2 separate regions of the Mus musculus genome follow, and region 2 is linked to region 1. A link is a contact called in ENCODE Hi-C or POLR2A ChIA-PET data. All regions are on one chromosome and are shown on one strand. The core of a region is the stretch at or near the end of the contact, and the rest is flanking DNA. Distances in the headings are between cores, read along the strand shown. Region 1 holds the start of Etv6 (ets variant 6). Region 2 holds the start of Lockd (lncRNA downstream of Cdkn1b).

Evidence for each region. Hi-C counts contacts between places; a loop is a spot of excess contacts on that map. ChIA-PET counts read pairs that join two places held with the same protein, here RNA polymerase II (POLR2A).
Region 2: a loop to region 1 is called in a map of T-helper 17 cell, with 2.2 times the contacts of the local background. The contact joins the promoter of Lockd here to the promoter of Etv6 in region 1. A Hi-C loop is called at or near these places in 1 of 37 maps with a recorded cell type or tissue (T-helper 17 cell). POLR2A ChIA-PET finds 5 or more read pairs at or near these places in 1 of 5 experiments (embryonic stem cell).

What each region holds. Positions count from the first base shown.
Region 1 is chr6:134,034,173-134,037,492 of GRCm38, forward strand. It overlaps Etv6 (ets variant 6), which reads left to right and starts at 1,528. Exons shown (of 8, transcript NM_007961.4): 1 at 1,528-1,966. The coding sequence starts at 1,934. It overlaps Gm46977, which reads right to left and starts at 1,140. Exons shown (of 4, transcript XR_001785383.2): 1 at 870-1,140.
Region 2 is chr6:134,927,751-134,930,952 of GRCm38, forward strand. It overlaps Lockd (lncRNA downstream of Cdkn1b), which reads left to right and starts at 1,342. Exons shown (of 2, transcript NR_037956.1): 1 at 1,342-1,535.

The DNA.
Region 1 (3,320 bases), core at 278-2,777:
AAAAAAGCTTCAAGAACACGGGAGCAAAGGTAGGTACTCGTGAGAGATAAGAATGGGTAAATGCAGTCCGGTTGGGACCTAGCATAAACAAGACTAAGTTCTTTTGGTGAATATGGCTACTAGATGACAAAACGGGTTGTGGTACCTTGGAGGTTCCCTCCAAGAACATTACTGTTATCAGCAACGGGGTGCGTTCCCAGCCTGACTCTTGGAAAATTTCATTTAGAGTGTCCTAATATGAGTATGTATGAACAGAAGTTCTGTTTATGAAAGTCTGAGCACGTTTTTACGACGCTGAAAAGTGTGCAGGAAATAAATAAATACATAAGAAAGATCAGAGGCAGAACTAGTTCCAGGCCAGCCTGAAAGAGTTCCAGGACAGTCAGGGTTACATTGAGAGATTTTACTTCAAAACAATACTGCTTCCTCCCACCCCCACGCCTCCTTCCCAAGAAACTACAGAGGTGGGAATACAGAGGTGAGTCTGGGAAACCCTCAGCAGGGAAGATGAGTATAATGCATTCATACACGCATACATTTGTGTTTATTTTACCGTCAAAGCACAAAATGGAAGTGCATCAAGCTCTTCGTTATATATCCACATATTAAACCTGTATAGACTAGAGGGTTAGAATTTAAACACCATCTTCTGCGGTGGGCATTTTAAGAGATTATAAATAGCAATAAAAATAGAGTGATCGGAACGCTGGTGCTCAAGGCTAGCGCCTCAGCCCCAGGATTCTGGCAGCCCCTCCTCTGCAGGACCCCGGGCTGTCCCCTCCGCCAATGACCGAGCCCGAGGAGCGGCCCAGGGGAGGGCTAAGATCTGCTGGAACGCGCCCTGTCAACTTTGTAGTCCAGTCACCTACGTCGGTTGGTAGCGGCCGCTGTGGCTTTAAATGGCCGGGGGATTTCGAATCGGGGAAGGCGGGAGGTCAGGCCGTGGGGCGCCCCCGTCGCGGGGAGCACCCCCGCTCGCCGCGTCCCTGCGCCGGAGCGCGACCGCGCGGCTTTGTCTCCAGCGTCGCGCCCTGCACTTCCCCGTGCGCAGCCTGTAACCCGAGCTCCCATTTCCTGGTGGATTCTCTTAAAGCGGCCGCGGTCGCCGCGCAGAACAAAGGCCATTGTCTCGCTTCCTCCTGCGGCGCCGCGTCCTTCCCGGAAAGCCCCTTCCTAGACTGCGGTCCCCAGGCTGCATTTGCGCCTCTGGGAGTGCACAGAAAAGCCCCTACTGTGCGTGGCCCAGGTCCTCCTGAGGCGCAGCCAGGGGAGTCGGGAGAGAGATGAACCAGGCTTGCTGGTCCTTGGGCCACGCTGCAAGGTTCCCCAAAGGCGTCCTCCGCCTCGGGGCGGCCCAGTGGGCATCCCGCGCCCCTCCCCCGCACGCCTTTTGATTTCTCCGCGGCCCGCGGTAACCCGAGCTTTTATTTCCTGGTGGCTCCTTTAAGAGGCAGAGCCGGGTGCTGGGAATTCACGTCAGTTTCTGCCCTGAAACTCTCAAGATCAATGAGCAGAGAGCTTTCTCAGTTCTGCCTTTCAGTTTCTCTCTTCCAGGAAGGAAAACATTCGAGAAAGAGAGAGGGAGGGAGGGAGCGAGGGAGCGAGAGAGCGAGCGAGCGAGCGCCGCGGGAGGGCGGGCGCGCCGGCCGCGGGTGGGAGGAGACACGCCAGGCCGGCCTGCTGCGCCCGGGTCGCCGCGCCGCGACCCGCACACCCCACGCCGTGCTCGCCGGCTCCTACGCCCCCGCACCTCGCGCCCAATCCGCGCGTTGAGAAGAGCCCCCCCTCCCCCTCGGGCGGCCGCCGCCAGCGATGCTGCAAGAAACTTCTTAAACGACCGCATCCCGCTGCCCCGCCGAGCGTTTCTGGGTTGGGGAGAGGAAAGGAAAGTGGAAAAAAACTGAGAACTTCCTGATCCCTTTCGCTGTGAGACATGTCTGAGACTCCTGCTCAGTCTAGCATTAAGGTAACGATCGGATTCCCCTCCTTCCTCCGCTGGGCGATCGGAACCCCCTTACCCCGGGGCTGCTGGTGCAGTTGCTAGGCTGGCGGGGAATTATTTGGGGCGCGAGGGAAAAGGAGATGCAGCTCGCGGCCGCGCTGTACCCTTTAGTGTAACCTTGCTGCACCCCTCTCCGCCGAGATCCTCTTGGGCTCCTGCCTCCCCCCCCCACTCCCTTTCTTTCTTTCCTTTTTTTAATAGTATAGAATAGAGTTTATTTAGGGCAAGGGGAGGGGAGTCAAGAGGGTAGTTGTGGCAGAAAAAAGCAGAGAGAGGGAGAGAGTAGAGAAGTAGAGGCAGGCCATGAACACGTGGAGAGAGAGGGAAGGGAATAGGGAAGGTAGGGGGAAGGTAATAGCCCAAGAGGACAAGAGAGAAAGAGAGCCCCACTCCCTTTCTTTTTGACAATGTAATGCCGCTCTCAATTGGTAGGAGGAACCCGGGTTGTCTTCAGATCTGTAGAGCACCTCCGTAATTAGTGCGCTTAAAAATAAGAAAGGAAAAAGAAAAACCCTTTCTCTTTATTCCTACGCATAACGTGAGACTGAATTGTAACTTTTGTTCCCAAGGGGTGGTCTCTAGGGAAAAAGTTCTAGGGGCTCCACTAGGATGCTCTCTCTCTCTCTCTCTCTCTCTCTCTCTCTCTCTCTCTTTACGCCCCTCCTCCCCCCCCCCCCCCCGTTCTATCACACAAGAATTTTACCCTCTCTTCTCTTCTGATTGTGATTGCAAGTCCTAAGACAGTCTTGGTGTCAGCTTTTCCTGGGCATTGCACAATGAAAAAAAAAATTAAACCAAGGTGAATAAAGTTGCTGAATAGTTGTTTTACGCTAGTGCATATGAAAGTTGAGCAATCTGAAAGTAGAAAACTCCTGTGATGAAGGGTGGAAAAGAAGTAGCTAAGCAAAATGACCTTCTCTGACAGTCCAAGCTGGTGTGGAAAAGCTGCAGTCTTGGAGCTCCCTGACCTGCTCTAAGTTCAAGAGGGATATTTGCAAACAGCCTTTGCCTCCAGGTAGTCGCATGTGCATGTATATACACAGTCTGTCTATATAGGCTGAGGTGCTGTAGTTAGTTGCTTTTAAAAAGTTGTTGTGAAGTTTGCCACCATTGGGAGGCAGGATGGTTTGACTGTCTACCTCAGTTATTTTTCCCATGCTGCGTTTATTTCAAGGTTCTGCCAGTCACCAGGAGGCAAGCTGTTCTGCTCAATGGGCAGGGCTGAAGTTTCTCAAGTTTTCTAATGGTTTGGCCTATTTAATATGTGCCCCTTGCATGGATGTTGGGGAAACAATGGGCAACTAGCCTGTTTTCTTCT
Region 2 (3,202 bases), core at 92-2,591, 890 kb after region 1:
TTACACCATCATCACCAGAAAACACGATTGCTCGTCTAGCGCTTTGAACTAAAAGGTGTTTTGTTTAGAAGTCCACTTAGGATCCCTGATCTGTTTTTCAGAGCATGGATTCTTTTTCATTTGCCATCTTTCACCTGAGCCACACCCTACTCCTGCCCCCCCCTTTCCTGGCTTTAAAAAATAATAAAATTAAAGCAAAAAAGAAACCTTGCAAACGACACTGAGGGGTAAAAAGGCCATGGATCCTACTTAGAAACCTATGGGGTCGTCTCCCTGATTTCACTCGCGTGGGGTTGTAATAGGGTGGGGTCAGCCACAGGCGGATCCCGGAGAACCGAAAGTGCACTTATTTCCACGTACACTCAAGTCTCAAGTCCCTCGGGCCTCCATCCAAGTCACAGACTTATCATGCATAAGGACTCAGCAGAGGTAGGAACCAGAAATTAGGAAATCTTAAAAAATAAAACAAAAGAAAAACCCCTTATCCATGCTTTGGGCGCGAAACCTCGACGCGCCTCTAAAAGGAACGTTAAGAAAAAGGCCGGGAGAAGGGCGCGCGGTTCGGGCGCCGGCCGGGGGATTGCATCATTTGCGGCTCCCCCTCCAGAACCCGGACTGAGAACCGCAGCCACCATCATGGCGCTCGGGTCGGGACGCGGGAAGCGCGTCCAGGCCGCGGCCAGCGAGCTTAGAAGCGTTTGCAAACTTGTTACTTGGCGGCGGAGCGCCGGTCTCTGGCCCCCTCCTTCCCTTTGTGTGCGTGTGCATGTGCGTGCGTACGTGTGTTTGCGTGTGCGCGTGTGTGATGTGTGCATATAAAGCGAGAAGTTGAAGTTTCTCCCTCTGGCCTTCCCCAAACCCCCCCTCCCTCGTCCCGAGCTGGTGGTTGTAAACTTGATTGGCATTGGCTGCGCCCACTGACCCCTGCACCGAGTCCACTGAAGATTTAAGGTGGATCTGCGAGGCTGCAGCTGCAGGCGGAGCCTCGCGCTTAACTGAGTTTTGGAAGAAAAAAAAAAAAAGCCTAAACCGTGCGCCTGCTGCGTTTTACGAATCCTTCGGTCCACAGGTCCGCGGGTCCCCGCCCAGCCCGCCGCGCTTCCCCCGCCCACCTTCCCCTGCTTCCCCATTGGCTCGCGCCTGCAGTTTGAATTTTTTTTTTTTTTTTTTTGGATGCTTGTTTTCTTGTTAAAAAAAAAAAATTACCGTACGGTAGATCATGTGATGAGACTTAGTTGGGGAGTCTGAGGTGGGGTGTTTTAGCTGGTTTGATTGCAGGTAGTAGGGAGTAGGATGGGTGGAGCTTTCTGTTCCAAAAGTTGCCCCCCCCCCGCCCCGCCCGCAAGTGCCGTTGACAGAATGCAGGCGGGAAGCTTCAGTTTGGGTAGAGATGTAGCATCAAACATTCACGGATGTCCAGGGAGCACGGGCACACAGGCTGCTGGCCAGAGGTACTAGGAAGGTACAGGCGGGAGTTCGACGAGGACGCACCTTCCCCTGTCTTGGAAAGGTAGACTTGGGGAGGGCGGGAGCGGGTAGTTATCCTAGAAATGAATATTACCCGTCATAGGAATAAACCAACCAAATACAAGGTGTGGCTATAGACTCTATATAGAGCAAAAGAGGTGTTATTTCTGGGGTTAGAGTGTCAAAATCCATCAGGACAAAGGCAGTCGGTGTCATTTTCTTCCTTTTTAACCTTAAAGGGGGGGGGGAACCTGTCTGTTTTCCAGGTTTGGTTCCCCACCCCCCCTTGTGAGGATGAGAAGGGGACATAAAGTCCCCTTTTGATTTCTGGGTCAGGAAACTCATTGGAAAGAGTTTGTTAAGATCTAGGAGGATTCAATTAGTAGAACAGGTCTAATACAAGTGATGGCTTTTATTAATTAGGATCCAACTATGTTTTTCTTTGCAGTGAAGCTTTTAAAACGTCATAATAATTAAACAGTAGTCCTAGATCAGTCTTTCTCTTTATCAGGGACATCTCATATGTATACCTTTCTTTGCCTTTGCCTTTTTTTTTTCTTCCCTTTTTCTTTCCTTAAAATAATTTCTCCTGATATCTCCTTTCAGTCTGTTTTAGCCAGAAGCCCAGCCTTAGCCTCCATTGGCCCCTGAACCAGTATGCCATGTTCTTAGTTTTTTAGCTGTCTAGTTCTGACCTTACCTCTCCCAGTCCACTAAGCTCCTTGACCCCGTCCATAAACCAACATGTTTGAGCTGCTCTCCAGGCTGTATTCATGGACTCTGTTAGAGGCTCAGTGCTTACCTCTGCCTTTCAGAGGACACATCCGATCAGAATGAGCAGTCCATGAGGAAAACCACATCCCTGGAAGGAGGAAGCTAGTCTCAGAAACAGGTCTTCATCTTGAGTGTGAGCCAAGCAGGGATTTGGATGGTCCCCGGACAGGGGTGTCATAGATAAAGATTCAGATAGCACGTGACTGTGAAAACAGGCTTGGAAACTTGGGCTTGGCATGGTGGAGCACACCTGTAATCTGAGCACTTGGGAGCTGGAGGCAGGAGGATCAGGAGTTCAAGGCCTGCTTAGGATACTGAGAGACTTTGCAGTCAGCCTGGGCTGCATATAACCCTCCCTACCTCGAATATACCAACAAGCGTACAAACAAAGGAGGTCATAAATAAAACCCCACTGGACATGGTGGTGTACAGCTTTAATCCCAGTACTCGTGAGGCAGAGGCAGATGGATCTCTATGAGTCCCAGGTCAAAAATAAATGCATTACTACTAATAATGGCTCCCCTCCCTCTTTCTCCCTCCCTCTACTTCTTGCTGGTCTTGAACTTGATGTGTCTGACGTAATCTCTTAACCAGATGGGACTGTAGGCACGTGCTACTGTATCCACCCTAACTTTTCATACTAAAGTGAAGCCTTTACATTTAGGCTCTGGAACAGCTAAATAGAAATCTATGGACATCTAGGTCTTGGGGGTGGGGAGGGGGAGGTTAAGTGTTTTCCGTGTGAGCATGACGACCCGGGTTTGGATTCCCGGAACTTATATAAAAAGCCAGCAATGGCAGTGCACGTTTTTAATCCCAGGGCTGGTGAGTGGAGAGAGAAAAAGTAGATTCCTGGGTTCTAGTGGCCAGCCATTCTAGCTAAAAAAATGGAGGGCCATAAGAGATGCCAGTGAGGACCCCCGCCTCCACATAGGTACACCCCATGCATGACACATGCGTG